Linked DNA regions of Mus musculus: all the other regions are linked to region 1. A link is a loop called in an ENCODE intact Hi-C map of the cell type or tissue named here. Cell type or tissue: gastrocnemius. All regions are shown on one strand. Region 1 overlaps Csgalnact1 (chondroitin sulfate N-acetylgalactosaminyltransferase 1). Region 2 has its middle 21 kb from the start of Gm33103. Region 3 overlaps Csgalnact1 (chondroitin sulfate N-acetylgalactosaminyltransferase 1). Region 4 holds the start of Ints10 (integrator complex subunit 10).

Region 1 (8,000 bases):
TGCTTTTGATGAGATACTTGCTATCAAGTGTCTCTCACTAGAAGCCATTTTTATTTCCACTTGAAGCCAGGAGTCATGGTTACCTTAGAAGTGCTCCTTCTCCTTTCACTGAAGAAGTATTTATTAATTGCACAGCTGTGTGGCCAGTAGTGTTCTAGGTGCTGGAGACACAGGGGACTAAGTTCCTTACTGCTATTCTCTAAGGGTGGTAGGTGAAGGCAACAAACTGAGAAACAAATATATCCATGAGCTCATTTCACATTTCAGAGAACTGCTCATATTACAGAGATGTTAAGCCAGGGTCGCAGTATAGAGAGAAAATGGGTACTAGCAATTGTATTGGCATTGGCCCAGAGAGTCAGGGTGACCGCTCTGAGCAATGGTGAGCAAGGGACAGGTGACCAAGCAGAGCCTGTAGGGATATCTTGGATGCCTGTGAGCCTGGGGAGTTGGGGAGTTTGGGGAGTTTGGGGAGTTTGGGGGAGTCAAGAAACAAGACTGTGTAGAACAGCAATTCTCAACTTGTAGGTTGTCAACCTTTTGGAGTTGAGAAACATTTTCACAGGGTCACCTAAAGCCATCAGAAAGCACAGATATTTACATGATGATTCACAACAGTAGTAAAATTGCAGTTGTGAAGTAGCAATAAAAATAATCTTATGATTGGGAGTCAATACAACATGAAGAACTGTATTAAAGGGTTGAAAAATTAGGAAGGTTGAGAACCACTGATGTAGAGGGTTGAAGAGGATGAGACGAGGAGGAGGAAGAGGAGGAAGAGGAGGAGGAAGAGGAGGAAGAGGAGGAGGAGGAAGCAGGCAGGCCTAGGTAGTGGAATGGAAGCCCTCTGTGCCTTTTGTAGAGTCTTCAGCAATAATATGATGCCATCCCATCAGAAGGGAACTCTAGAGTTTTTTTTCTGCCAGGCTGCTCCCCAAGGGTAGCATTCCAGTCAGTAACTTGGTCCAGTCAGTGACTTGGTCCAGTCAGTAACTTGGTCCAGCTGTGGTGGTAGACCTTCTAATAAGTGAAATCCATCTTGCCCTGAAATTACACGCTGTGGCGCAACCATGTCATTTCCACAAAAGCCTATATTTCAGCACTTCTTCCCAGTGTGACTTTCTGTGGCTTACCAGCTTTCAAACCAACTAAGTAACTGTTTTTATAATGCAGTCCCTGGGGCATAAATAGGTATGTTCCTATCACACCACTCCATGTGGGTATCACCCTTCCAGCTATGTCCTTCAGCACAACCTTGACCCACCCCAACATTTTATGGCAGCTGCTTCTCAGGAGGGTCTTCCGCTTCCTCCTCAGTTCTGCCTGATGGTTCTTCCAGCATGGAGCTGTCTCGTAAATCCTATGTAGAGTCCAGCCAAATATCTGAAGTTTGGATACTGGTGCTTCTCTTCTACCTCATGTCTGTGAGATATTTAGAAATTTGGACCAGAGATGTTGAGCTGTTGACTGCGATAGAACATTTTACCTAATAGAGAAGGAACAAAATCCATTTAAAAATCTACTCAGTTTCCATCTTGAATCTCCAGATTTTCCTGCCTTATGCAGTCTTCCCAAACTTTTAATTCTGCTGCCACATCTGTTGTTTTGTTTGGTGACCTGATAAGTTTCACCAGGGTTGCCTGCAGGGGCACGGGTGGGGCATTATTTGCAGCACTGTCTGTACCTTACCAGTGCCTACACCACCCGACACCACTGGTAGAGATCTCTTTTTCTCACCCCAGCAACTATTAACTGCACACAAATCCTCCGACAGTGGTAGGTGGGACTTCCTGAGTCCCCCCAACTTCAGGACAGAATGTTACGGAGCATCATCATGATCAAATTCTTGCGTTCATAGCCTGACATAGACCGTGCACTATTGAGCTCTTGATAAAAGAATGTTTATGATTCATTACCTCTTTTGCAAGACATTTATTGGATATAATTTAGGCTGTGGGAAGGTTCTAGAACATGGAATAATAGCAACATAATACATGACCTGGAGAACTCTTTAACTATGATTTATGATTCTCAGTTCTTCATCAGATAGGAAAGAGAATGGAGCCTTGAAATGAAGAGGTCTGTCTGAGAATTAAAAAAAAAAAAAAAAAAAAAAAAAGTGGCCAGTACCCTGGGGTCATGAAAGTGGGAGAGCTGGTCCTTCCCCTCATGAGCTGCACCACTCAGAAGATCAGGTCCCGCACCTTGACTGGGCAGCACAGAGTTGGCTCTGGTGGCTTGGGTGCTGGTAACCTGGCCCCAAGGGCATGAGAGTAGGAGAGTTGACCCTGCCCTCTGTGGGCTACAGCATTGGGTGAGCTATTCAGACCAGTGCTAGAGAGCTTACATAGGAAGTGTAGGTACAGGAGAGCTGGTGGGACGACCAACTCAGCTACCATGAAGGCCCACACCCAGGGCTTTGACTTGGTCTACACCAAAATCTACCTCATGTGCTTGAGCATGGGGAAGGGTAAGTCCTACAGATGCAAAGCTGCAGGATCTCCATGGCACAGGGCAACAACAGGAGAACCAAGAGAAATCCAGGTGAGGGTGCAGTATTGATGGTTGGCCTCAAACCAGACTAATGACTCCTTACAATGTGCATTTACAAGGAAAACTGTGAACTCAAGGGTATACTGTGGGACACATTACCATTTCCATAACAAGATATTTTCTATGCTTTGTTTTGTCTAGTTTTGTTTTTTATTTTCTTTTGTGTGCAGGGGTGGGCATTGCTAGGGCAGAGGACAGAGGGCAGATACGAAAGGTCTGGGAGATGAGTGGAACTCGGGGACATAATGTGAAACTCACAAAGAATCAATGAAAAGTTAAGAAAAAAAAAAGTGGCCAGTGGTGGAGCTGGAACAAGACTGCTCCTCCTCTCATGAGCTGTTACACATGAACAACACCCAAAGCCTTGTATCAGTACTACAGACCCTCCTAAGGCCTCTCTTTCCCTTGTCTAAGGAGGTGATTTCCTGCCTTCTAAGCACCTATAGGAACTACAAGGATCATGGGGGAAAGTACCTATAAGGATTTCAACTCCATTCTCAGAATTACTTTTGACAAATGTGTGTGTGCCTGCATCTGTGCATGTGGATGTGGGTCTGGGTATGTGTAAGTGCGTGTATGTGTGTGTGTGTGTGTGTGTGTGCATGTGTGTGTGTGTGTGTGTGTGCACATGGCAACCTCTATTATTGTTTATGTATTGTAGCTTCAGCAAATTTGTTGGAATTTTTCTCCAAAGGAAGAAACCTAGCAGAGCTGTGTTGCTCTGTTTTTTTGCAGTCATGGTGGGCTGGCACTTCCCGCACGAGCTTTCTGGAGTAGCTTCATCTGTTAGCCCTACCCTCTCCTCTGCCAGCCAGTGGTAGTGGGAGCCAGGGGGGCAGGAACAACTGGGGTCTCTCTTGGGTATTTCTTCTCTTTCTCTGTTGTTGGCCTGTGAATTCCAAGCTGTTCCCGGGGCCTCTTCTCAACTTCCTGAGCCCTTTGCTGGCTCTGTGCCCAGGCCTGTGTGACAGGCCTGACCTCACTTCTCCCTGGCACTGGGACCAGGCCAGACGTGGGTGGCTTTTCCATGGCTCCACTGAAAAAACTTGCTCTCTGAGGTTGTTTTTTTTGTTGTGTGAGAGAGTGCATGTGCATGTTGTCATGCCTACACCCTAGAAACAACCTAGCCAGAGGTGCCCAAAATCACAAGGCTCCACTTTGGACTTAGTTAGCTTATTGCAATTTCATTTGGCATGCGCATGCTCACATGCAGGAACACACTCCCACTCCCATCTTGCCTGGTTTTTGGCTCTGCTCATCTAAGTGTGTGAAAAGCGCTTTTAGATACTCTCCCTGACAGTTTCTTCCTTGCAGGTCATAAAGAAGGAAACAGGATTTTGGAGGGACTTTGGATTTGGGATGACATGTCAGTACCGGTCAGACTTCATCAACATAGGTGAGATAAAACTTCGTGTCTACTGCCACCTGGAGGCCACTGTCCCACAGACCAGGTTCTCCTGGTAAAGGTGTTGCCACAAACAGTGCTGCTCCCCAGGTCACAGGAGGCAACATCTGGGACCCTGTCATATGCACCAACCCCTCTCAGATGTACCCAGTACCACCCAAGGTTTTACAATGACAATATTCAAGCAAGTTCGGTGTGGTGCCTCCTCCTCTGTGGGTTCTTGCTGTGGAATCCACTATGATGAACATTGTGAGCCTCCAGCAAAGTGATGAGGAAAAGGAAGGCAATCAGAGAAAACACATACAAAGAGGATCGGTGTTTTTTACTCTGATGATCCTTATTTAAAGTCCCATTTGCCACTTTAAGCTCTGAGTATACAATTGCTGTCAACATGAACACCCATGTGTGAACATGTCCACACATACAGACACACAGATATGCATAAACACAGAGATGTAGACATGTGTATACAAATGTTCTCAATGACACACATACACAGACACACAGAGAAACATATAAACACACTTATTCACATAGATACATGCACACACATATATTCAGACACGCATGCATATAAACATATGCATGCATATACACATATCATATACATGTATAAATACATACACATAAAAATGTACACAGGCACACACATGGAAGCTTACAAGAACCCATTTCAAATGCATGTGAGCCTACCTACAGGAATCCAAAACTCAGAAAGAAAGGCCATGGGTTTCAGCAGAACAGGCCAAAGTGCTTAGAGGGAAAGGGGACTCCTGGGACTTCACAGCAAATGGAAGGTGAGAGTGGGCTGGATTCCACATGGCTAGAGCAAGAAGGAATAAGTCCAAAACCTTGACTTGGGCTCGGAGGGGCCAGGGAAGCACTTGTGTATGGGAAGCAATGGGACACTCCTCTGCAGGCCTCTCAGGTACCACATCCTTCTCTCTTCCACATGCCTCCCCCAAGCCTGCTCTGAGGCTTCCCATCTGGAAGTCAAGCAGCAGGAGTCAGGCCTGGGTTTGTTTTGTTCTGTGGAGTGCAGTGACCTTGGGACTCCATAGAAATAACCATATTAAGATGAAAATAAATATGAAACAACTTATCCCCTAGGAGGCAGCAGAACAGCATGGTGCCAGTCTATCAAGACAGCTGCCTGGTAGAGACAGCAGGTGTCCTTTACCATCACTCTGGGAACTATTCCTAAGTGGTAATATGCATGTCAGATTCCCTGAAATGATACTCATTTAAAAAATAATAATTTCTATTTCAAGAAGCTATTGTTCCCTTGCCCTGTACAGAGGAAGATGATTTAATGGGGTGATGACGCCTATGTTTATTAAATTTGGATTAGTATTACATTGGGTTCTATGAAGATAAATGTCACTACACCTAAGGAGAGGATCACAGTGACCTGGGGAGGCCTCCAGGGGCCGCTGCCATGACCTCAGAGCTTCAGAGTCCCCTATTCTTTGCAATCATGTCCTTATTTGCATGTGTCTTCCTTATGACCCCGGATTTAATGCGAGAAGCTGAAGACAATAATAAATTTAGGTCAGCAAGGCAAACCCTTACTAGATTCTAGCTTGTTTTGTTATGACTCTACTTCATTTAAGGTTTTAAATACCCCAAAGTTCAGGCAGGCATTCTGTCTGTAAGCTCATTCTTCTAATCCCAGCAGAGGCCGTAGAAATGCAAATTCAAGGCCAGCCTGGGCTCTACTCAAGACCTTGACTCAGAAACAAAACAAAACAACATCCTAAAAGTTGACAACTTAACAGCAACCATGCTAGGAAACGTCATCCACATGCAGTAGTGCCAGACATGGGATCTCTCCCGCGTGTGCCACCGTCACTCAGAGACACAGCCTGGGGTGGCTTGGCTGCGATTTCTGGTTCTGAATTTTTCTGGTTTGAGTTGGCCCTGACCAGAGCACTGTAGCTGGGGTGTGCAGGCAGGGGTAAAGAGGCTACATAAAATGTCTGGGACAGGGTGCTGAGTATGGTCTTGGCATGGCTATTTCTCATAAGAGCTGGCTGGGTAAAACACGCAGGTAAATGCAGAACAAATAAGGGAACGGCTGGTTCTTCTTTGGCTCTCCCTGGGGCCTGATAGGCTTTCGGTTAAGGGAAAAAGCAGCTTCTGGCATGGGGACAAACACCTGCAATCCGAGCACTTGGGAGACGAAGGCAGCCTTGGCTACACAGTGAATTTGTAGCCAGTCCAAGCCACATGAGACCCTGGCTAAGCAGAAAGGAAAGCAAATCGAAGGGCATGTTCCTTCCCCACAGTGAGACACCAGGGGAAGGAGGTCAATGTCCAAAGAGATCAGAGTTTTCTGGGAGAAAGCCCCAGAAGTACACCCATTTAAACTGAGCCAGCAGCCTATGGGGAAGGGTACACATGAATGTTCAGGACTGTTGTAACCGAGGAAAGGGAGAGTTCTTTTATGGGAGTGGTTTTTTTTTCCTATTGCAAACCCCCATTTTTAACTCCTTTACCCCACAAGCCCTAAGGTTTATTCTGCTTGCAGTGGCAGAAGGAAGCCATACCCAGAAAGAAATACAGGATTTAAATGGCAAGGTGTCATGTTCAAAAAGAAGGGTGCCTTGAAGTTTTAATCCCGGGCCAGGGCTATTCACTAGTACTACTGATGGCTTTTGCAAGCAGTCCAGTTCTTAGAATCCTGCCCAATGTCTTGTTACATGAAGAAGTTCGCATGATCTGCCACGAAGATCATTCCTATTGTCCACATCCATGCAAAGTCTCTAGCCCAGATGGGCATGGGCAATTTGGATGGATGGAGCTTCAAATAGCACCTCGCATAAATACCTCTTTATTGTGTATATGGGGATCAGGAGGAAGCCAGGAGGCAAAAATCAAATATTCCTCAGGTGTCATCCACATTTCTTTTATTGGATATTTTATTTACATTTCAAATGTTATCCCCTTTCCTGCCCCCCCCCAAAAAACCCTCTTCCCTCACCCCTGCTTCTATGAGGGTGTTTGCCCACCCACCCATCCATATTTTAATTTTGAGACAGAGTCTCCCAATGGTCTGGAACTTGTCAAGCAGGTTAAGATGTGTGGCCAGCAAGCCCTGGTCATCTACCTATCCTTACCTTCCTGGTGCTGGAATTCAAAGTACATGCTAGCCTTTCAGTGGTCCGCTCTTGGCTTTAAAAAGAAACTTTAATGTGTGTCAGAACTCAGTTTCTCATGCCTACACCACAAAACATTTCACCAATTGAACTATCTTCCCAGCCACTCCCACAATGTCTCTTGATGAAAAGTCCCTAGCAGTCGAGTGCACGCCACAAAATTCAATAGCATGTTCTGTCCCCACAGGTGGATTTGACCTGGACATCAAAGGCTGGGGTGGTGAAGATGTGCACCTGTACCGGAAATATCTCCATAGCAACCTCATAGTGGTCCGCACACCTGTACGGGGACTTTTCCACCTGTGGCATGAAAAGCACTGTATGGATGAACTGACCCCTGAGCAGTACAAGATGTGCATGCAATCAAAGGCTATGAATGAAGCATCCCATGGGCAGCTGGGGATGCTTGTCTTCCGGCATGAAATAGAGGCTCATCTTCGCAAACAGAAGCAGAAAGCCAGCAGTAAAAAGACATGATCTCCTAGGCACAGATTAGCATAGACATTTAATTTTTTTTGCCTTTGGCAGTTGCTGAAGAAGTAGATGCAACAAAGAGCAACAAAGTATCTGACTGGTGAGGGAGAGATGAAAGAAGAGTCTCATCCCGGGATTCTGTTGGCTCCGTGTATGGTGACGCTGACTGTGTTTTCAGCAAATGATCTCTCTGGTTCCTGCTCACTGAAATATTCACAACCTCAGACCAGTTTTGTAGAACGTTTACTAGAATGAGATGCAAACACATTGAATTGGTTACATCAGAGGGCTTTGGTACTACCAGGACTACCAAAGTCTCAGACCAAGCAGAGGATCTATGTGAGAAATGGAGATCTCTGACATTAGCGTCCTCCAGGAGATAGTGAGCAAAATCAAAGGGCCCTGGAAAC
Region 2 (8,000 bases), 660 kb before region 1:
ATTCTTCAGAACTCTGATCCTGCAGAAGAGTGCCTCCTGCCATCTCGTGGATTTTAGCCCAGCGACATTTATTTTGGATTTCTATTCTACAGAACAGTAAGAGTTTTGAAAAAGATGTATTGTTTTAAGCCACTGAGTTTGTAGGATTTGTTCTAGTAGCAATAGAAAAATAAATACAGACATATACACACATGCATGTATGTAAAGAGGATGAAAGCTTAAGAAAAATCAGAGAATTATATACTTTTATTTTTTGTTTTTAATTAATTAATTAATTAATTAATTAATTAATTAATTTTGGCATTTCCTTTTTATTTAAAATAGATTATCTTCTCACATAATGTGTCCTGATAAAAGTTTTCTCTCCTCCTCCTCCTCCTCTTCTTCTTCCTCCTCCTCTCCTCCTCTTCTTCCTCTTCTTCCTCCTCCTCAGCCCTTCCCACTTCCTTTCCCAGCTGGATCTATTCCATTTCTGTTGTTTATTAGAAAACAAAGGGACCTTTAAGGGATAGTAAAAAAATATAATAAGATAAAACCAAAGCTAACATTGGAATAGGACAAAACACAAAACAGAAGAAAAGAGCTCTTCACACACACAAAAAAAATTAAAAGCATAAGAAATAGATCCACTTGTTATTTGCATACTCAGAATCTCATAAAACCAGTAAACTGGCCAGATGTGGTGGCACACACTTTTAATCCCAGCACACAGGAGGCAGAGTAAAGCAGATCTCTGAGTTTGAAGCCAGCTAATCTATATGAGCTGCAGGACAGCCAGGGCTACACAGAAACACTGCCTCAAAAACCAAAAACAATAAGAAAAAAAAAACAAAAACAATAAACTGGAAACCTAGTATATATGCGAAGGACCTGGGTTGGGGAGACAAAATAAAATAAAAATAAAAAACAAGATAAAATTAAAAAAAAAAAAAGAAGAAGAAGAAGAGGAAAAGCCCTAATCAGGACATTACGAGACAAGAAGCCTCCAAAGATGCTTCTGAGTTGTTTTGTGTCGGCCGTCTACTGCTGGCCATGGGGCCTACCCTTAAGAGAGGTTTGTTTCCCCAGTGAGACTCCCTCCGAGGAAACAAATTTTATTTTTATTTGCAAAGTGGTTATCAATTAGAGACAGCTGCTGGGTTCCAGTGGGGCTTGTATCCACTTCTCTTCTCAGCTGGATGAAAGAGCTGGTACACGGTGGCTGTGGCTTTAGTCTCTGTGAGTTCATGTGTGAAGGTCCTGTTGATTTAGAGGGCCTTGTTTTCTTGGTGTCCTCCATCCTTTCTGGCTCTTACACTCTTTCTGCTTCCTACTCTGAGAGTTTACTGAGCCCCAAGGGGAGGATGTGATAGAGACAATCTCTTGGGGCTGAGCATTCCAAGGTTACTCACTCTCATACTGTCTGGCTATGGGTCTTTGTCCTGTCTCGTTCTCTATCTGTTGCAGGAGGAAGCTTCCCTGATGATAACTGAGCAGGGCACAAATCTATCAATATAGCAGAATGTCATTAGGAGTCATTTCATTGCTGCATTTTTCCCCTTAATAATAATATTTGGTTTTACCCTAGGTCTCTAAGCAATCTAGTCTCTGGTTGTTGCATCCAAGCAGTGTTGGGTATAGTTTCCATGTCATGGTGTAGGTCTTAAGTCAAATCTTATATTGGTTGGTTACTCCCATAAGCCTTGTGCCACCATTGCCCTACTTACGTTGCAGGCAAGACACTACTGTAGATCAAAGGTTTGTGGTCGGCATGATGTTCATGTTTCCCTTCTGGTGTTCCAAAGATGCTAGAATGTAGGAGTGAAGGCTCTTTGCAGGCACTGCCTCTACTTCTCCATAGTCAATGGGTTGTGTAGGTATTGTCTTCAGCAATAGGGCCTTCCCTTCAGTTTTGTGGAGAGCAACCTATAGTTTCAGCAACGACTTGGGTTGTTTGAGGGGTTCCCATGAAACTCCTTGGCCTACAACTCAATAAGATGTAACCCAATCCTAATATTGGAAGATTCATGTGGTGATAAGAGATAACCAGTTCAGACTCTGTCTCCCCATAACTTGGTGATCTTATCTATCCCTTCATATATGCATATATTTTAGGTAGTTTCTATTGTGTTAGTTTTCCATATTACCACTCAAATGCCCCTTTATTTAGCTGCCTCTCATTCTGTTCCCTCCCTCATCTTCCTCTTCTCACTTCTTCTCTTTATTCTCCCATTCTGGCTCCCCCATCCACCCATAACTATATATTCTATTTCCTTTCCCTTACCCTATATCTATCTGTTGCTCTTCAGAGTATAGCTTGGTGATCACTGACTTAACAGCTGATACCCACATATAAACAAATACATACCATATTAGTCTTTCTGGGTCTAGGTTACCTCACTCTGGATAATTTATTCTATTCCATCAATTTATCTACAAAAGTTGTCTTTTTTTTAAACAGCTAAGTAATACTCTAGTGTGTAAACGTACCACAGTTTCTTTATCCATTCTTGTTGAGGGACATCTAGCTTTTTTCCCTCCAGTTTCTGGCTACTATCAATAGAGTAACAACGAACTACTGAACATGGTTGAGCAAGTGTCTGTATGGTACATGCCAACGATAGGGCTGGATGTTGAGGTAGATCTATCTATCCCCATCTTTCTGAGGAACTCCACACTGATTTCCACAGGGAGTGTACACATTTTCACCCCCACCAGCAATGGATAAGTGTTCTCCTCCACATCCTTGCCAGCATGAGCTGTCACCCCCCCCCCCCCCAGTCAGGGTTTCTCTGTGTAGCCCTGGCTGTCCTGGAACTCACTCTGTAGACCAGGCTGGCCTCCAACTCAGAGATCCGCCTGCCTCTGCCTCCCAAGTGCTTGGATTAAAGGCGTGTGCCACCACGCCCGGCGAGCTGTCACTTCTTTTATTGGTCTTAGCCATTCTGACAGGTGTATCTTGAAATCTCAGAATAGTTTTGATTTGCATTTCCTGGTGGCTAAGGAATGTTGAACATTTCTTTAAGAGTTTGTCAGGCTTTTTGAATTTCCTCTTGAGAATTTTCTGTTTAGATCTGTGCCCCATTTTAAAATTGGTTTGTTTTCTTGGTACCTAGTTTGGTTTTTGTATACTAATCCTCTATCAGATATCTGGTTGGTAACAGAATCTTTTCCCATTTTACCGGCTGACACTTTGTCTGAATGACGATGTCCTTTGCAGTGCAGAAACTTCTTAGGTTCCCAAGTATTCCTTGTTTATCTGTTGTTTATCTTAGTTTCTGTGCTGGCGGTCTTCTGTTCAAAGAGAGATTTTTCTTATGCTAATGAGCTCGAGCTCTTTCCACTTCCTCTTCTGTCAGGTCCAGTGTATCTGGTTTTATGTTGAGGTTTTTGATTCATTTGAAGTTGAGTTTTGTCCATAGGCTTGTAGATTTATGTCTGGGTCTTCAATTTGATTCCATGGGTCAGCATGTCTGTTTTTGTATCCACATCATGCTATTTTTATTACTATAGCTTTGTAGTACAACCTGAAACTGGGGATAGTAAAATCCCCATCGGTTCTTTTGTTATTCAGGGTTGTTTTAGTTACACTAGGGTTCAGGGGTTCGGGATTATTTTTCTGTTGTATCAGGCAGGTCTGGAACTCAGCGTTGGAAGGAGGCTGGGCTGACATTCTTGGGCAGTCTTTGTTCATCCTGTGTAAATCCACCAGGTGGCGCCCTCACCACACGGTTGAGTGTACTTGGCAACTGCTTTCTCAATTTCAGGGATTTTTTTTTTTTTTTTTTAAGTTTTAGGGATTTTTAGCTCCTCTCTTCACACCTCCCACCTCACCAACGCTGTGAAACTGTTACTTGACAAAAGGCCTGCGGGAAATTTATGAAGTGGCCTTGTTTTGATCACTCATCTGGCACCTTCCAGGTTAGAGCATACAAGCCGCCACAGGCGCTGTGGTTTGCTTGCTGTAAGTTCTAGCTTCTCAGGGCCAAGCCAGTGTTTCCCAGATCCTATCATTTAAGTTCAGTGGATGACTCCCTAATCTATGTATGCTATTGTGTTCTCTGCCTTGGCCTTCGCCCATCTCTCTCCTTCAGTTTACACTCACTAACTCACTAATTCATTCATTTCCATCGTCATCGTTATGACATGTGAAGCTCTTATAGTGTTATCATGCTGGAAAAACAAGACCGGAGCTGAGGGCATAACCCTGTGTACTAAAAATATTTAGCAATGTGGCCTGGGGCTTCTTCCCTGCCTTAGATCATTTATGTCCCTGGATGAAAGACACACACAGCCTTTATATTTTTAAATAGCCTTAGTCAGCACAGTAGCTGGGCAGCAACCCCACCCTCCATGCTGTTAGAATCTACCTTCCTATCGATAACCCAAGTTATTACTTAATATGTTTATCTGGGCTGCCCTTAGCTCCAATTGGCTAGCCACATACTTGTGGCTCAGTTTTTCCACGGCTCTCCTCCCTCCTTCACGTTCTCCTTTTTCCATGACGGCTTCTGAAACCTCATCCCCACCTATGTCTCCTCTACCCATTGGCTGTTGGCATCTTTATTTACTAATCACAGTTAACTGGGGCCAGGGTCACAGGGGCTACACATGCATGCTCCAGGTTTTGGGGTCTTGCACTTAGCATTGCAATAGACATTAAACGACAAAACCTCAACAGCCCTGTCAATAAAAGTGCTTGTGAACATAATATAGTTACTTGTCTGCTGCTGCTATCAAGTGTGACAAGAGCAGAGCAAAGGAGGATGGGTTTACTTTGTCTCAGTTTGAGGGGACAGGCCATCGTGGTGGGCAAGTCATGGTGGCAGGAGCTTGAGGCAGCTTGTGTATCACATCTGCTGTCAGAAAACAGAGAGGAACGCTGACACTCAGCTAGCTTCCTGCTTTGTATGCAGCCTGGGGTTACAGGCTGTGGAGTGGTGCCGGGGCCCTGTAGGGTGGGTCTTCCCATTTCAATTAACCTAATCTAGAAACTCTCTCACTGACGTGTCTAGAGGCTTGTCTCCTCAGCAAGTCAGGATTCTGTTGACTTGATACTTGATTAAGTATCTTGATAATCTAGAGATAGTTTAAAGAGTACAGGAGGATACAGTTTATACGGGGTTATTATTGTATGTAAGAAATTAAGCACCAGGGGATGTTCCAGGTTCTAGGAGGAGCCCTGGAACCACCTTCCCTGGATGACTTAAATGTTTTACTTTCGTCTTAATGTAGCAGTGTTTGTACTTCTATTGTATTTTTGGTGTTCTAAAATAATGAGCCTAGAGCTCACTATTCAATAGCTTAGATAAAATTCACTATGTAGTCCAGGCTGAACTTGAATTCACAGCAATTCTCCTGCCTCAGCTTCCTTAGTGTCGGGATTATAGGCACGAGCCACCACACCTGACTTTGTGCTTTTATAAAGTTCTTTCTCTGTGTGATCAGGAAGACGAGCTAGGTGTTATTCCCCCCCCCCCATGATGTTTTTATTGACTCTCTGGGAGTTTCACAGCATGCATTCCAATCACAATCTCTTCTCAGTTTTTCCATGTCTGACCCTATTGTGATTTTCCTCTCAAAAGAAGTAAAAAATAAAAATAAGAAGAAAAAGGAAGGAAGGAAGGAAGGAAGGAAGGAAAGAAGGAAAGAACACCAAGCCTACCTTGTGCTATCCATACACTCACTGAAGCATGGTCAGACTCTCCGTGACCTGCCCTTTAGATAAAACTGAGTCCGTCCTATCCCACACCTCAGCTAGAAGCCATCAATTGTATGGAACTACTGTTCAGCATCTCTGTCATACTTTTAAACGGCTGTTTCGATGGCTTACTTTTTGTTGCTGTGTTGGGGTGGGGGTCGTTGAGGGGGAGTAGGAGTTGTCACAGGAGCCTTCTGTGTCCCCCTCAGCTGTGCATCTGGAGTCACAGATATGACAGCAAAAGTTGCCTCCTTGCTCTTCACAGTCAACTGGAGCATGGGTCATGGGTTTTCACAGTTTCTGGAGGTAGCCCAGACCAGGACCATGGTCCTCTGCTGCAGTAGGACCGCAGACCCAGACAAGGCCCTTGGAAGCTTCTTGGACCATGGATATCAACATGGGTTTGAAAGACCCACAACGTGAGGACTCCCCCATGTTCTGACTCAGGAGAGGCGACACCCCAAAATCACCAACGAGAAACGGTCTTGCTGCAAATTGCAAGAGGATTTTTATTCAAGAGCGCTCTCGGGCCCACGGTCATACACCACGCAGGGGTAGAGGACCGTGGCGCCCCAAGTAGCTGAGTAAGGGGGTATTTAAAGGAAGGAACCACAACTCAAGGAGGTGGGAAGGGCATTGTTGGAAAATACCAAAAATACCAGTTAAGAGTCACAAGGAAGTACAAAGTCACAAGTGTCAGGTTATCTCTCAAGACAGTTTCTAAGAGCCCCTAACAATCTAAGAGTGCCTAGCAATAGCACCTTTGCATAGTGGGTTCCAGCAATGGTCAGGGTGGGTCAGGGTGACTTTCCTCCAATGAACACTCTTTGAACCCAGGAAGTGGGTGGGTGGAGGAAGGAATGTCGCTATCTGTTTTATGATTAGCATACCTTGGAGCACTGAGTTTACTACTCTTTCAGGTTCAGGTGGCAGCACAGCCTGGGTTCAGGCCATGGACTTCCACATGGTTCTTGGTGGTAACATGGGCTAAGGATTAACACAGATGCCAGCTACTGTGGGGCCTTGGACCCAGTCCCCAGCATGGCATGCCTGAGAATCACAAGGGCTGGCTCTCTTGTCTGCAGACTCTAATGCCTCCCAGCTAGGTGTTTTAGTATAAATACCAAGAAAGGACATAAACAGGTAAGAGAGGGGATGAACAAAAGAAGGCAGAATTTGTAAAATATTATAAACTGAATAGGGGGAGTGTGGTAAGGTGTGCCTTTTGGGGGTCCAGCTGGGTTTCCTCATCCTCTGCTTCCTGCCTCTAGGGTGGTCAGATGCCCCCTACTGGCTTGGAGGATGAAGCACAGTCTGGAACGGGTGGGGCTTTAGGATCTCCTGGCCTGCTGGGAGGAGCGGTGCTTCTCTAAAGATGAAGGCCTTCTTTGATAGACAGTCTTCTGTGAAACATCTCACTTAGCTATATTTGGGGTGGGCTGGTATGCCTACACTTTATTTGAGGTGAACCGGGGTATACAGCAACCTTGGAGAGTGGGAAGGAATTTTCAGGGTAACTGAAAATCATTGGCTAGAGTTTAAAGTTCTGTGAATGCCTCATTTGTATGGAGACTTTCCGGGAATCTCAGGTACTTGCTGGGCACATTCTTATAGGGGAAAAAGAGGAAGTTTGTAAGTCTGCCAAGAACTACTCAACCTTCCCCAGGTAAGGGTGTGGGGAGTCAAGATCCACAGACATGGTTAGAAAAGGGGAAGCCTTGCTGGTAAAGGGAGACCTCCATTTTCTGTGGAGCTCAGAGGAGCTATCTAGTCATGGTAGACTGTGACCTTAATTAGCAAGGTTTTCCCAAAGGGAGGAACAGAAAGAAGTGTGAGACTGTACGGCTTCCCTCCTTCTTGAGTGGTGGGTATCATTGATCCTTTGGTCCAGGAGAGAATAAATTTTAAGTTAGAGACCAGTATGATGCACAGGCCATAAAGCAGAATGACACAGAGCAGTAGAGATAAATCAGGGGGAAATGGAGGCTGTTGGAAACAGAGAGAAGACAGTTCAGGGAAGTAGTGGCCAGGAACACAGCAAAAGGCCAAGAAGAAAGAAGATTGTAAAGGTCCATGACTGGTGACATTTAGGAGTTGCTACATCCACACCAGTAGTGACACGCATTACAGGCCTGAAAGCCTGGAAGCAGTCCTGAGGCAGGGAGTTTCAAGGAAGCTTTGCCTCCTGGAACCTTGGCATTCCCATAGCCCGTTTATTCAAAGCCTGTCCCCACGTTAGTCTGGTGTTTGGATCCCTGTGCTCTCTTTCAGTATTGTTTTCTTATAAGTGCCTTTAAGGTTTGATTTTGACATAGCTAAG
Region 3 (8,000 bases), 200 kb before region 1:
GGTGGCATTATTAAGAGATGTGACCTTGCTGGAGGAAATACATCACTGTGGGAGTGGGCTTTGAGGTCCTATGCTTAAGTTCTGCCCAGGGTGGTAAAAGACCTTTCTCCTGGATGCCTGCAGAGAACAGTCTCCTGCTGCTGCCTTTGTATCAAGATGCAGAACTCTTGACTCTTCCAGCACCATGTCTGCCTGGATGCTGCCATGCTTCCCACTATGATGATAATGGACTGAACTTTTGAAACTGTAAGCCAGCCCAAATTAAATGTTTTCTTTTATGTGTTACCTTGGTCATGGTGTCTCTTCACAGTAACAAAACAAAACAAAACACCAAAAGCCAACCAAACAAACAAACAAAATCTGAGACACTAGTTTATTTGAAGAGAATGTGCTAATGAATGGTTGGCAAATTCTATTCCTTTGGATAAATGAGATAGTGGATATCCCAATCTGTAGAGTCCCAGATAGAAAATGTCTAAAACCCACACGTACAGTTTTTCTCTAGATTTCTCAGGGAGACTGTGCCCTCCCCTCAAACTTGAGTGGGCTGAATCAGACCTTGTTTGCCACAGTAGGCTAGCCCACTTAGGGTGGAGTCTTCTGACCTAGATGAAGTCTATTGTCCTGCCACATCAGCAGCTGCCTTCAAGAAGCCACCACCTGCTGAGCAGCTGAGCTTGCCTTCCTGATGAGATCCTGGCAAAGTGGGGAATGGGTTTTCCCCCTTTAAAAATCAGACTCAAGAATTAAAGTTGAGGGCTGGTGAGATGGCTCAGTGGGTAAGAGCACCTGACTGCTCTTCCGAAGGTCCGCAGTTCAAATCCCAGCAACCACATGGTGGCTCACAACCATCTGAGATCTGACTCCCTCTTCTGGAGTGTCTGAAGACAGCTACAGTGTACTTACATATAAATAAATAAAATCTTTAAAAAAAAAAAGAATTAAAGTTGAGCCTTGATCAGAGAACTTTGTCTTGGCTCATCGTATTTCCCTCACTGTCCTTCCCATCCATCCCCAGCTTTCCTTTTAGGAACCCAGTAACCGGTGGCCATTGGCGGCTACAGGATACACCACCTTTCTCTTCACCATCTTCTCACCACTTAAACAAGTGAAGCCACGTCAGGTCCTCCTTAATCCTCACTCTCTGAGCTCAACTGTCAAAAACAGTGTGGGCTACAAATGATATGGAAGAGAACTCACACAAAACAAACATATTAGGGCTAAGGGATAATTTCCTTGCTACCTTCAGAATCCCACAAGCAAAGCTCTGTGTTGATACTTCTCAAGTGTTCACTGGATTTTAATTTTACTTTTGGCACATTCCCATACTGTGATATTCTTTGTGTTATTTAGGAAGACTTATGAAAACATTTGTTTTTGTCATTGAGATCTCCATCCATTCATTTATTTATTTATTTATTTATTTATTTATTTATTTATTTATTTATTATTTAGTTGTTGGAGAGGTGGGGATGGGGAAAGATGGGGCAAATAAGGGAAGACTGTGTTCTCAAGGCCTCAGTGAGAGATTCGGGTGGAATATCTAAGTGGTTCATGCTTTTCTCCAGCTACTTTGGACCCCACCTGCATTACTAAAGACCCACATAAGAAACTAGTATCTTAGTTTCATTTCTTGTTACTGGGATAAAACACCCTAGCAAAAGCAATTTAAGGGACATGAGTTGATTTGGGTTTATAGTTCCCAAAGTTTATCATAGAAGGGGATCATGTAGATGGGCAGAGGGAAAGTGGTGGCAGGAGCTAGCAGCTTGTTGGTCACATTTTATCCACACTAAGAAAGCAGAATAAACAGGAATTGGGGTTGGGCCATAAATCTTCAAGTCTTACACAAAGGGATACATTTCCTCTACTTTAGGAAGTGAGGCCCTACTTCCTAAAATTCCACAACCTTCCCAAACAGAGTTGACAGCTGGGGTTAAGTATGTAGATATGTCAGCCTATGGTGGAGCATTTCACATTCAAATCACAACCAGTGCCTATGTGGACAGGGTCAAGTAGTACAAAGAGGCAAGCTTGCTTTTCTTTTCAGTGTTTTTTTTTTTTTTTTTTTTTTTTTGTGGAAGAAAAAAAAATCCTGGCTTTACTACATATTAGCCATGCAGATTTCTTAACCTCCTTCTGCCCCTCTGTAATAATGGAAAAATTAATGCGCGTGTTGTGGCTATTGAATGGCTTCCTAAGCGGTACCATGGTATGGTGAGGGCTCATTGCCTGTGTCCGGCTGAACACACCCCATTCTCTTTAGCATATTTAGTTAATCTTCTGAGAATTTTCACTATGCTGTTTTGTTTCTATCCTGGTCACTGCTCTTGGTTTTGCTGGCGACTCTGCATTCTTGTATTGCGCTTTTTTCTTTACTAGCTGGAGAGGATTCCTCTCTGGAGGAGCTAGAGGCTTGGGATTAGTAAGGAGACCATGCACTTCCCAGAGCCCAGGAGCAGAGTTTTAATGAGTTCTTTTACTAGGAAAGGAGGAAGAAGCTGAGCTGTTTGTCCTCTGATTCCAACCTGCCTAGTGTCAGGGTCTAGGCTGGCTGAATGTGGATGACTTGGTGCATATGAAATGACTGAAGGCTGCTGTTCCAGCCACTGGGGTGAGAGAATGACGGAGCTTATTAATGATCTTGCAGAGCTACCAGCCGACAGTCTATTTGTTTTCATTATGTAAACCAGCATGGTTTGGGATTATGCAGATTTCCACCTTTTTACTTAGAAGGCAAAGAATATTCATTAAGGATATCAATAAAGACCTTGCCCCTGATGGAGTCTCCGAGGCTGTTTCCTGCATGCTGAAAGACAGAAGAGAAAACTTAGGGGGTTGAGAGAGACTCAGAGATTGATTGGAAGGCAAATTATAAACCCATTTCAGCTCTTGGCCTGCAGGCTGGGAAGTAACATTATTTGTTGTCAGGGATGGAAAACAACTGAGATTCAGGTCCAAGTGATTATTCCACGTTGACACTGCTGCCTCTCTGCCAACTGCAGCTCCATTTAGACATAGATTAATTAGGCTGGTGGGGGGGCGGGGGGCGTTGGGCTAGGAGAGCTGTGTGGAAGCAGGCAGCTCGGCCAGGAGTAGTCAAAGTTGGAGGTCTGGAGACTTGCCCCTCCCAGGAAGATGACACCCCACTTCCACTGCTAAAACCAGAGCAAACCAGGGTGAGAGAGTGTGGATAGAAAACAGACCCTACTTCTATAGCAAAGCAGTGTACATTTCCACTGATTTGTTAATGCCAGTGAGGCAAAACAAAACAAAACAAAACCCAGAACCAAAAACAAAACAAAAACAAAACAAAAAAACAAAACAAAAAACAAACAAACAAAAAACCCAAAAACCCCCACAACAACAGAAAACAACCTTCAAACTCACTTGCTGGCAGGCTGTCCCTATGGAGACAGGGTGGGGGGTTGGGGTGGGGATGGGGGCAGCAAGTCATCTGTAGACTTTAGTGGCTTATCAATCTTTCCTTTGGCCTTGTAGAAATCATCTTGGACTTTTTAATCATTCCTGCATGTGAAATGGAAATGTAGTGTGTATACACACACACAAACGGATATATTATGTCCATTACTTGAATTATGAGACAGACAGAATAAAAATAAGGAAAATTCTTGGGGAAGTGAGCCCCATGTTAGTTCATTGAAAACAGTATATTACAGGCTCCACATGAGGACCTTAGTGTCTCTCCAGAATCTTTCTTACTTATGGGGAGTCTTTGGTCTGAACATCTTCATATTCTGCTTGTATCTCAGCTGACAGCATCTGTTTTGTCAAGGGCTGGGACAGTGTAGGGTCCATCCGTAACTCACCCCACCATCCTTTAGCGAGGGCAAGATGTACAGAGAGGGGGCTGGGCAGGGGTTCTGGATCTCGGGATTTGGGTGGGGAGCCGGATGACAATCAAAAGCACCCAGTCTGTCTTCTCCAGCGTCTTTGGCAGGCACTAGTCCTGCCAGCAAAGCTTTCCTCCAGGGCTGAAGCAGGCTGGCTTAGTGTTGCGAATGCCAGTGGTGGTCACTGGTAGTAAGATTCCCAGAGGGAACCCTTGCAGCGTGTGAACCTTTTCAGAAAAACTCAAATGAGGAATTTTCTCTTTTACTGTTAACACTTCATTGCATGGATTTTTTTTCCTCCAGTGGTGGCGCTGAGCTGAACACGGTGCTAGCAGAAGGGGGCGGTACTTTCCCTCTGGACCCTGACTTGGAAGCCAAGTGCAACTCCAGCGCAGTCACCACCAGAAGCAGATGTGCGAGCGGAACAGCTGTGCGCCTTTCTTTCTGCCGAGGTTAGCTTGTTTGGGTTTGTTCTTTTCCACATGGAAGTGCGGTGTTTTGCCTTCCTCTGTTCTCAGCCGGGCTTTCGTGCTTTTAGATATTGATGGTTTCATTTCAAAAAAATAATTTGCGTTTTACTTATTAAAGAGGAAGAGGGGCATATTCTACTACTTTGGGGGGCATAATATGTTCAGATGAGTTGTGTGTTACATACTAAATCACATGCATTTTACCGTTATTAAATCTCACTGTATTTAAAGGATGGAAATTTACAGGGGTTGCCTCCCATTTCTTTTCCTCTTAGCATTTTAGACTCCCTTTTCCATTATAAGAGAAGCCAAGATCATTTTTAGCCTTTAAGGATTTATGTAGCACTTACTCTTGCAGATAAGTGAATCTATTTGTCGCAGGTGACTTAGAAAGCAAACCTTACACTGGGATATAACTTCCGCATTACTGGGATATCCCAGCTATCTACAGAATATGTTCATTTTACTTTAATAGTTATATTAATAAAAAGTTATTTTTAAAGGCATCATTTTTTTTTAAAGAAGCTCAACTAGTTTGCTTTGAAACTCCTCATCCACTGGCAGTGATCTCTATTTCACTTTCAATACTCTTTTGGTATTTTTGTCTTTTTAGAGCATTAATCAATAGCACAACTAGAAGAGCTTTTTTTAAACAAACAAATAAACAAAAAACACACAAAAAACCTTAACTGACCACTAAATTGAGAACACAGCTGGGACAGAATATTAACCTTTCTGAAATAGTCATTCTTTAGCCAAATGGGTACAGTGATTTTTGATCAAGTTAAAGTAAAATGGTTCGGGAAGATGAATCACCTTTGTAATATCCCTAGGGGTGGTCATTAGAACTATTTGAGAATTGCTTCCTAATGAATATATACTATTGGCTTAGGCTTTGGGATAAATGTAGTATTTCTGACAGCTTGTTTTGCTCTTGTAAGCAATAATTTTGGGTTTCTTTACTATAAGATATTTAAATACAACTGGCAAGATTAATGTTAAAGAAGTTAAGTCGAGAACTTGAGAACTGGAGGCAGGAGAATTAGGAGTTCAGGGGCATCCACATGTACCCAGCAAGGTCCTGGCCATCGAGGGATAGGAGATTCTGCCTCAGTATAAGCAGGAGCCTTCGCAACATCAGTAACATTGGGAAGGGAATGGGAAATTGTACCCATACTTCGTGTTTTCAGCAATGAAATCTTTTTTTTTCTTCCAGTTTTCTCTAGAAATACAAATAAAAAGTAGACAGAGGGATGAAGACAGGAGAGCTGTGCCTGGCAGACACTTTTGTCTTTGAAAAGTGCTGCTTCCTCCTTAACACATTTTAACAGAGGTTTTATTTATGTTTTTGTATTATTGATAATGGGGGTGGGGCAGGGGTCTAGCATTGTTATTGTGGTTAAGATAAAAGGAGTAAGTTAAGATCCATGAGTCAGTTTTACATTATTGTACTAGGAAGATAGAAAATGTGGCGCTTTAAAAGGGACCACATTTGAGTTGTCGACAGCAGAAAACATGTAAGTACCTCAGCCAAAAGTGAGCAATAGGAACACAACTGGAGATTGCTTCTTGACAAGTTCTTCTCTAAGTAGTAAGTCAAAGGGCTGTGAAAACAGGTGGCCAACTTCAGAGCACAAGAATGGCTCTCACCTTGAGTCTTAGGATGCTTAATGTTTTCAAGAATAACTTGGATGGTGTAAAAGAGAACACCCCATTTAAAAATCACGTGTGCTGTAACTGTAAAAGTCTTGAGATGATAGCAGAAAGGGTCCAGGGTGAAAATTAGCCAGGAAGCAATCAGAAATTGATCAAAGTCTATGTGGGAGAAATCAAATGTCTAAGTTCTAAAGCTATTGGGTAGTAAGACAGGACAGAAGAGGGGAGGCTGTAGTTCATACATTGGCTATGAAGAACAGTTATAATCCTGTTGGAACCTAGTGCAACGACAGGAGATCTTGCCCAGGAAACAGGAGGCCTGCCAGGTAAGCACTAGCTGGAGAGAGTTGTTACCTGCTGCTCCTCACTCTTGCTGACTCAGACTTGAACCTCTGGCAGCAGTGATGGGCAGGTGCCCCACACAGCATGGGGCTGCTAATCATGCAATCCCATGTGGAAGGCATTAATTCTCGTTCCAGATATTTAATAGCACTAGGCCATGCCCATTTTATAGTAGAAATATCCTTGTGTCCTGTGTGATATTTTTCTTGTTGTGGTGATGGAATAACATCTTAAGAGAGGAAGGATTGTTGGGCGTGGTGGTGCACGCCTTTAATCCCAGCACTCAGGAGGCAGAGGCAGGTGGATTTCTGAGTTCGAGGCCAGCCTGGTCTACAGAGTGAGTTCCAGGACAGCCAGGGCTATACAGAGAAACCCTGTCTCGAAAAACAAAAGCAAAACAAAACAAAAGAACAAACAAACAAACAAACAAAAAAAACAAGCAAGAGAGGAAAGATCGATTTTGGCACATAGTTCAGGGCATACAATCTATCAGTGTGGTGAGGTTATGCTGGTGGGAACTGCTATGGCTGTTGCTGTAGGAGTGTGAAGTGGATGGTTATATCATAGAGGCAGTCAAGAAGCAGAGAACTGGGGCAGGAACTTGAGAGGTTTATACCCCATAGCCCTTACACCTAAGGAATCTAAATCATGATTCTAACACCAAAAGGTCCCACAACTTCCCCAAATCTCTCTAGTTGGTGACCAAATGTTCAAGCACGTGAGCTGATGGGGACATTGCATAGTCAAACCATACATAACTCCTACATACCTTCATCCTAGAGCCTGCCCCAATGTGGTCTCTTCTCAGTGAATTAATTCTTGCCACAGTCGTATCCTCACTTGGTACTTGCTGCAGCTCACTGATGCATTTCCTGCATCTGAAGTTCCATACCCATAGTTCCCTTCTTCCGGTCAAGAAAGAGAATTGCTCTTTTCGCTGAGTGCTGCCTATACCCCTATTCACACCTTCATGCTCTTGGTCTGTTTTCCTACCTTCTGATCCCTTCTTTTGTTCATTCCTCCTCTCCTCACTATGATTGTTTGAAGCTGGTAACCTCTACAGCAGCCCACATAACTAAGCATCCTGAATCAACATTGCTTAGCTCTGCCAACCAGGCTATGGCTCCTGATTGGTGCCAAGTGAAGGGTGAATGGAAAAGTTAGGGAAGGGTTAGCTAACTCATACCTGAACATGTTTCCTTGCGTTGTGTTTTCTTGACACCTTTGTTGTGTTTCGTTCTCGGAAGACATAAATAAACATCTATGTATCCTAGGTAAAACTGCAATGATAGAACACACAGCTGATTCCACCCAAGTCTTGCTTGGTGAACCAATGAGTTTACTGGAGTGACTTACAGGGATAAGGGTGAGAGGTCACATACAGGACTGTGATGATTCGTATGCAGCTACATCACCAAAAAGCCCACGCCAGGAAGAGTGATGACTCAGAGAAGCTACATCCTAGCGGTTTCCTGTACAAGTAGCAGTCATTTCCGTGGAAGAGGCCTCTCCCTTAGCAATTGCTTACTGTTTACATAACCTTATAGAGGGAGAATTGTGAATTTTATAAATTTCTGAGTTTCCCAAGTCTGGTAAATTTCCATAGTTTTTGTTTGTTTGTTTTGGTTTGGTTTTTTTGTTTGTTTGTTTGCTTGTTATGCTTAAGAGCCCCTGTCAT
Region 4 (8,000 bases), 430 kb before region 1:
AGGGAGGGGCACTATTAGGAGGTGTAGTCTTGCTGGAGTAGGTGTGTCATTGTGGGTGTTGGTTTTAATACCCGAAGCCAGTATTCTGCTAGCAGCCTTCAGATGAAGATGTAGAATTCTCAGCTCCTCCTGCACCATGTCTGCCTGGATGCTGCCATGTTCCCACCTTAATGATAATGGACTGAATCTCTGAACCTGTAAGCCAGCCCCAATTACATGTTGTCCTTATGAGAGTTGCCTTGGTCATGGTGTCTGTTCATAGCAGTAAAACCCTAACTAAGACATTATCTATAGACGTTTTCATCATCAGAAATATGTAAAATATGTTCAAAATACACTCAACCTTCTGATCTCATTGACAGATGACTATCACACAGGCACAAAGTGTTCTAAGTAAATGATAAAAGGACCAGTTAATATCACTGTGGACTTTCATTGCCTAGAATAAAAAGTAAAGTGGGTTTCACTATGACAGGTGTGACTGAGATGCCTGTGGCAGACGCACTATTCCAGAAGTGGCCATTTATAATTAGACCGGAACTGTACTCACTCCGTAAGAACTGGGTCTGCTTATCTTGTGAGTCGTTCCTCAATGCTGACGTGATGATGCTGATTTCTCTCCATACCACCGGCTGGTCCGGGAAATTCACAAACCTGTTTTTAAAATGAATGCATTAAAGTAAGATGTGAAACTCAAACAAGGAAGAACAATAGCATTTAGAGAAACCCATTTTTCTTTAGGTGAATGATTACATATGTCTGAACAAAGGATAGAAATACACAAAAATAATCTATCAGTTTGAAAAATTTGAGAGTACTCATAAAAATCTTTAGACATTGTTGTGAATGAGGGGCTGGAGATGTAGCTCAGTTAGACTGATTGCTTATCATGCACAAAGCCCTGGGTTCCAATCCTGTATTCTACAGCACAGGTGTGGCGGTGAATGCCAGTAGTCACAGTGTTTGAGACATAAAGGCATGAGATCAGAGGTTCAAGGTCATCCTCAGATACTTTTTTTTTGGGGGGGGGGGAGCGGCTCTTTTCTTTCTTTCTTTCTTTCTTTCTTTCTTTCTTTCTTTCTTTCTTTCTTTCTTTCTTTCTTTCTTTCTTTCTTTCTTTCTTTTCTCGAGACAGGGTTTCTCTGTGTAGCCCTGGCTATCCTGGAACTCACTCTGTAGACCAGGCTGGCCTCGAACTCAGAAATCCACCTCCCTCTGCCTCCCAAGTGCTGGGATTAAAGGTGTGCGCCACCACTTCCTGGCCTCAGATACTTTAATAAATCTGAACCCACAGCAATCTAGAGGACACAAAAGACGTGGTCTCAGAAAGAGAAAACAAAAGCAAGCCAAGAGCCTTCATGCATTCACCCGTTTACACTGTGACCAGTCAGCTCCAGCTCCTGTTGCTATGCCTTCCCCACCAGGATGGACTGTATCCTTAAAACCTGAGTCAGGACACACCCTTCCTTTCTGAGCTGCTTTCTATCAGTCACAGCAACAGAAAAAAATAACACTCTATTAAAAACAACAAGAAAAACAAGAACAAAACTCACAAAGGTAAACCACAGGCCAGAAATAACCAAAGAGAACAGTCGCAGCGACACTCGTATGAGGGGCACCAGCAGTATAGTAGCCGGGCGGTGGTGGCGCACGCCTTTAATCCCAGCACTCGGGAGGCAGAGGCAGGCGGATTTCTGAGTTCGAGGCCAGCCTGGTCTACAGAGTGAGTTCCAGGACAGCCAGGGCTATACAGAGAAACCCTGTCTCGGGGGAAAAAAAGAAACAATGATATAGTAAGATATCATTTTCCCCATGATACAGGTGGGGTGTGGCGGCATAGCCTCTGTCCCAGCTAAGAAAAGAGGAACAAGTGGGTCTGAGTTCAACACTACCCTGCCCAATAAAGTGAGGTTCCTCTGTCTCATGAGGAAGAAAAGGAAAAACAGGGGTGGTGGTGGTGGAGGAGATGAACATATACAGGTTGGCAAAAATGTGGAAAACTGCCAATTCATATATATACACATATAAATATATATGTATATATATATATATATATATATATATATATATATATATATACATACATATATATAATTTGTGGAAACAGATATTTAGGCTATCCTTTTTAAAGAGTAATTTGATAGATGATGAATTGTACATATCCCTTAGCTACAAAACATCAAAATATGGGTGCAGAATTACTCACTGACATTCCAAACATAAATAAATTGGAAATTAACCATGCACCCAGAAAATGATACATGGCCATTAAGAACATCAGTTGTCTCTATAGACTAGACCCAGAGGGTCCACAACAGCGGGTTATGAAAGTACACTTCAGGGTAGAATGGCCTCGCTTTTATCAGCTACCCAGTGTATGTATGTATACATATGGAGACACACAAAACTTAGCTCTGGGTTAGAAGGGATTTCACATTTCATTCTATCAATTGCTGTCTGAATGTTTGTAATGAGCCTATGATAAATCACTGGCTACAAATTTGGGGATTAAAATACAAGAATTAAAAAGTCGTCTCTGTAGAACGCCTGTTGGCAATTAAGGCCTGAATTCTGGGTACCAGGGAAGAGGATGATCTTGCAGAGCCCCGACTGCTACTATCAATTGTTCATATCTGAAGAGGACCCCTTCAGATATCAACAATAGCTCCCAGAACGATCCCAGTTAACTCACATGTCATACAGCAACCTCCCTGCGGTGGCAGTCCTCTCGGCATTCCGTTCGATGGTGTACATTTCATACTGAAACAAGGCAGACAGGGTCAACGGCTTCCACGGTGGTAGCTGGTCCAGCTCCAGCCCACCTGCAGCACTGCTCAGAGGTGGGCCTTCACCCAGAACACCCACGAAGGGAAATGAGAGCCTGGTGGCCCAGAATTCACCCCATCTGCAGGGCTTCTAGGATCAAGTGGAGTAGAAACGTCCCCAAAGAAGCAGCAACTGAACAGATGGCTGCTACCATGATCAATGAATGAATGCCCTGGGCCCTAGTGGCAAAGATGCACTGTACAGGATCAACCAGACCCGGATTTACTGTATGGTTTCCGCCTTTGCAGGTGCTGGGGAAAAGGTTGGTCAACTGTCCTGTGGAGCAGGGTAGGAGCAACGTGGGGAGGGGGACAGCGGCCGCGCAAAGCGCCCAGGGCCACTGGGCTCGGCCAAACGCTCTCTTCCGCGCGTGCGGACGCGCCGGGTCTGACTCACCTGGATGTTGAAGTCGGCCGGGTAGAGGCTGCGGGCCGTGATCAGCCATGCCTTGGCTGCCCACAGGTCCTGGGGCACTAGTTCCCGGGCTCGCTGCACCAGAAACTCACAGTCGCCCTGGGCCGACATGGTCCCGGGTTTTTGCCCTTCCAGTAGGCGACACTAGGGCGCCGCCAACCCCCAGGTGGCCACTGCGCATGCCCAGAGACCAGCCAACCACAGGCCGCAGAGGTTCTGTAGAGTCCTATGGAAACTACGGAGACCTGGATTTTCATTACTCGGATTGCCATCCGTCGATGGTAGCGCGCCGCTGACCGCCTGGGAGTAAGCGTCAGAGTCGGCAACCCTGTGCTCCAGGTTCTTGCGTTCTCCTTTGATTCCAGCCCGGGTTTGAAGGTCCGCGACACGCTCAGACACGGAGCGGCGGTCCTTCGGTGTAAATAAACCTGGTGCCCAGGGTTAAGGTGTAGTTTCGAAGTGTCGCGGAGGGCTGGGCCTGGACTGTGCAAGACGACCCCACCCTCGCATGCGGAAAGACCCTGGATCGCCTGTTGCTTTTGAGCTTTGCCAACATCTTTGCCCCTGCCCCAGGCATTATTTCGCCTGAATCTTATTCTTTTTCTCCTATACGGAAAAATTAGCATTTAGAAGATGCTCGGCTGGATGTCCGAACCACCTGCTCTGCAAGAGTTAAAAAAAAAAACAAAAACAAAAACAAAAAAAAACAAAAAAACAAAAAAAAAACAAAAAAACTTTGATCATTTGAACAATGGAAAATAGCTGCAGTATAAATCGGTACCGAAATCCTGGCTTTGGTTTTGCATTTGAACAACCACAATAACAAAACAGTCCCCCTGTTCTGTTGACAAGGCAATATTCATTTATTGAATTGGAAGTGTCCGGAAAGTGAATTGCTAGCTTTGGTTTTCCGTCTAAGTGCATGTATATATATATATTTCTTATAGGTGTTTGTATATAGTTCCTATCAACTGTAGCCATCATTTGCCACTTAAAACCAGGACATCGAAGAATTCAGAGCTGGTTTTCTTTTCTTTTTTCCTTTGAGACATTCGGTCATGGCCCAAGCTGACCTTAAACTTGGCAAGTATACGAGGATGATCTTAAACTCCTGATTCCTGACTTCCATCTCCAAAGTGCTGGAATTAAGGACATGTGCCTGTTCTGATTAATTTTTTTTTCTTTAACAAAGAAATTAGGAATTTACTTATTTAAGTAAAAAATACAGATATTAAAAATAAATATGAATATAAACATTACAATAGTGAATTGCAGTTCTTGGATGAAGCTTTGTTTATGTCAAAGATTATTTGTGAAGAGAAGGGACATAGGCTACGAAACAAAACTATTTGGGGCAATAAACATCTACATCATCTCTGATATCTGACCTAACTGTCTTCTTCCAGATAAGCTTTTTAGGAGGGATCTTTAAGCCTGGAAGACTTGAAGCTCCAGTAACCTTCAAGTTAAGAATGAAATAATACCTGGTCTTTATGGAAGAGGTTTCCCAACCTTTCTCTAGCCCAGCTACCCGATGTCTATGCTGGCAAATGCATTGATCTGTTGCTCTCTTTTGTTCTGTGATCCTAGAAGCTCAGGTGGCTTCCCTACCGTGAACATATCATCCAAGGCAAGGTGAGACCTGGCCAAACCATCTCATTCATATTAAGCTTTGAATGAACTTTCTTTTAAGTTCCTTTATTGTTTTATATCGATCTTATTTATAGAAATGTAAAAATACAGGCTTGCTAATGAATAATTTATAAACAAGTAGTAAAAATTTGTGGTGAATTAGTGTGCTGATTCAAAAAGTGCAGAGACAGAGGGGTGTCGTTTTAGGTAAAACACCAAAAAATGTCAAACTCAAGTTTGGTTATCCTGAATTTTTAAAGGAAGTCTGAAAATTTAGCTGGCCATAGTGGCTCAAACCTTTTATACCAGTACTTGGAACAGAGGCAGGTGGACCTCTGTCACTTCAAGGCCACCCTGGTTTATTTAGGCAGTGTCAGGCTAACCAAGGCAAAGAACAGAAAGAGAAACCAAAGAGGCTGGAAAGATGGCTCAGCCACCCTGGTTTATGTAGGCAGTGTCAGACTAAACAAGGCAAAGAACAAAAAAGAGAAACCAAAGGGGCTGGAAAGATGGCTCAACAGTTAAGAGCACTGACTGCTCTTCTGAAGGTCCTGAGTTCAAATCCCAGCAACCACATGGTGGCTCACAACCATCCGTAATGAGATCTGTGCCCTCTCCTGGTGTGTCTAAAGACAACTATAGTATACTTACATAGAATAATAAATAAATCTGAGAGAGAGAGAGACCAAAGAGGGAATAGGAGTTCTGAAAATTCACAGGTGGTTTGAATGAGAATGGTCCCCACAGGCTCATTGGTTTGAATCCTTGGTCACCAGGGAATGGAACTATTTGAAAAAAATTAGGGGGTGTGGTCCTCTTGAAGGAGGTGTGTCATTGGCTGGAGTCTCACTCTTCCTGCTGCCTGCAGATCAGGATGTAGAACTTTCAGCTACTTCTTGAGCAGCTTATCTACATGCTGCCATACTCCTTGCCATGATGGCAGTGGACTAAACCTCTGAAACTGTAAGCCAGCCCTAATTAAAATGTTTCCTTTATAAGAGTTGGCCTTGGCATTGGTGTCTCTTCACAGCAATAGAACACTAAGACAGAAGTTGGTGCCAGGAGTTGGGTATTGCTGTGACAGGCTTGACCATACTGCGTGTTGGTGGAATGTTCGAACTTTGGACTAGAAAAGCAGTTGAACACTTTGACTGGGTTTTAATGGGACATACTACAAGGAGCACCAAAGGCAGTAGTGCTGAAAGATGCCCGTTATGACAGGTGAGCTCAAGGGGCTTCAGAGAAGAATGTTAGTAAGTAGACTAAAGATAGTTGTTGGTGAAGAATGTAGCTGCTTTCTGCCCTTGTCTGAAAAAATAAATCTATCTGAGGCTAAGTTGGAGAGTTTTAGATTAATGGTGTTGGGAGAGGAGATTTCAAGACAGCTTAGTATTGACTCTGTTGTGTTATTAGAAGTCACTCTTATACAGATCTATAATGAAAAAGAGAAAGCTGCGAAAGAAATAATATAAAATGTACAGTTTGAGGAGGAAACGAGCACCAAAAAGTGTAATGGAGCTAAGTTTAGTGCCCAAGGAGATTAAGAAGTTTAAAGAAAGGCCTAATGCTAAATGAAATAAAGGGAATGGTGACTTCCAGGCAAGACTCTACCCAGCTGAGCTTCCAATTGTGGGAAATTAAATTTAAAATTAAAGAAAAGCTTAAGCAGCTAAGTAAACATCAAAACCAGAAAACTGGTGAAAATGTATGTATCTGAAGAAGGAGGTCAAGTTCTACCCCTAGCAAGATCGAGACCTTGTCAGCTTTGACAACAAAGTTTTGGCTTTAGAGTTGAAAGAAAGATGAAATTTCAAGACCTGTAAGTCATACAAAGTACTCAGAAATTGCTGGTTGTTTGTGAGCCTAGAGGCTGCCTGGGGCTGAGAATAAAGAAAAACAAACCCGGGAATACTCCACAGTTAAAACATTCCTGGGAACATCTTGACCATAAAGATAAGAGGAATGTGAGGACATAACAGGGCTATCTAAACTGAGTCAACAACTCACAGAACTCTGACACCCTGCACGTACATGTAATTTTTCTGCTGATGTTTGAATAAGTCAATAGTGTGTTGCTATGCTGAATTCCACACCCCTAAGCCCCTTACCCCATAAAAAACCCTAGCTTCTGAGCCTCGTGGCTAACATCCATTATCTCCTGTGTGGGATGCATGTCGGTCCGGAGCTCCGTCATTAAACTACCCCGTGTAATTACATCAAGGCCTTTTCGTGATTCTTTGGGTGCACACCGAATTGGGAATTGAGTGGGGGTTTCCCCACTAGGTTCTATCAGAGTCAAGTATGAAAGAAAGGTGTTTGTGAAATATCCTCCTGTGGAAAGGAAAGCCACTGAGGCCAGGCACATGTCAGGAGTGTCCCTACATGGAGGCCCAGAGAGACCATCATAAGAAGCTGTGTAACTGAAGTCTAGATTTCATTGGAAAGAAGATGTTGGAGATGCCAGAGTAATGGGATACCTGTCAAGGAGGACTGATAACAGCATGTGGAAACAGGCCAAGAGAGAGAAGTATATGGCTGTCAATGAAGCTGGAAGGAGTTGGAGATCTGAAGACCACTTTGCCATCAGACGTGGAGATGCAGAATTTTTTTGCCCTGATGTTTTTCTGTCTTGCTTTGGTCCAGTATTTCCTTACTTTGCTCCTTTTTCTCCCCTTTGGAATAACAATGAGTATTGTATGCTGCTGAATGCTGGAAGTACATGATTTGCTCTTTGATTTTGATTTTACAGAGGTAACAGTTAAAGAGGTTGCCTTGAGTTTCAGAAGAGACCTTGAACTTTGGACTTTTAAGCAGTCTTGAGACTGTGATAGAGTATGAGGACATTTGAAATTGGCTACCGTCAGATATGGCCAGGAATGTAATGTGGTGTTTTTAATGAGAATGGCCCCCATAGGCTCATAGATTTGAATCTTTGATCACCAGGGGGTGGTGCTATTTGAAAGGATTAGGAGATATGGCTTTGTTGGAGAAAGTATATCACTGGGAGTGGGCTTTGAGGTTTCAAAGAAGGCCAAAGAGCTCTCTCTTCCTGAAACCTGTGGATCAGATGTAGAGTTCTCAGCTCTTGTCTAGCACCATGACTGCCTCCATGCTTCCCACCATGAAGT

Evidence for each region. Hi-C counts contacts between places; a loop is a spot of excess contacts. Peaks named below come from ENCODE experiments on the same cell type or tissue, not always from the same donor. Only the 100,000 strongest peaks of a DNase experiment are listed, where the experiment ranks them.
Region 2: a loop joins it to region 1, with 3 times the contacts of the local background. A loop is called at or near these places in 14 of 42 quality-filtered maps.
Region 3: it touches region 1 in a loop (4-fold over the local background); 15 of 42 quality-filtered maps call a loop at or near these places.
Region 4: it touches region 1 in a loop (5-fold over the local background); 3 of 42 quality-filtered maps call a loop at or near these places.

What each region holds. Positions count from the first base shown.
Region 1 is chr8:68,358,017-68,366,016 of GRCm38, reverse strand. Csgalnact1 (chondroitin sulfate N-acetylgalactosaminyltransferase 1) reads left to right here. Exons shown (of 10, transcript NM_172753.5): 9 at 3,868-3,949; 10 at 7,304-8,000. The coding sequence ends at 7,593. Among named protein-coding and RNA genes, the nearest start is that of 1700125H03Rik, 6.4 kb to the left of the region's middle. In gastrocnemius, CTCF peaks have their summits at 4,005 (motif pointing left) and 5,086; DNase peaks (open chromatin) are centred at 3,502, 3,985 and 6,087; H3K4me3 peaks cover 565 bases; H3K27ac peaks cover 2,685 bases.
Region 2 is chr8:69,019,288-69,027,287 of GRCm38, reverse strand. No RefSeq gene overlaps it. Among named protein-coding and RNA genes, the nearest start is that of Gm33103, 21 kb to the right of the region's middle. In gastrocnemius, CTCF peaks have their summits at 3,684 (motif pointing right) and 6,974 (motif pointing left); a DNase peak (open chromatin) is centred at 3,699; H3K4me3 peaks cover 188 bases; H3K27ac peaks cover 2,088 bases.
Region 3 is chr8:68,553,278-68,561,277 of GRCm38, reverse strand. Csgalnact1 (chondroitin sulfate N-acetylgalactosaminyltransferase 1) reads left to right here. Exons shown (of 10, transcript NM_172753.5): 3 at 4,158-4,306. Among named protein-coding and RNA genes, the nearest start is that of Csgalnact1, 180 kb to the left of the region's middle. In gastrocnemius, a CTCF peak has its summit at 4,179 (motif pointing right); DNase peaks (open chromatin) are centred at 3,047 and 4,202; H3K4me3 peaks cover 981 bases; H3K27ac peaks cover 1,360 bases.
Region 4 is chr8:68,789,371-68,797,370 of GRCm38, reverse strand. Ints10 (integrator complex subunit 10) reads right to left here and starts at 3,442. Exons shown (of 17, transcript NM_027590.4): 1 at 3,223-3,442; 2 at 2,693-2,760; 3 at 551-654. The coding sequence starts at 3,351. In gastrocnemius, a CTCF peak has its summit at 3,372; DNase peaks (open chromatin) are centred at 2,852 and 3,460; H3K4me3 peaks cover 1,927 bases; H3K27ac peaks cover 1,409 bases.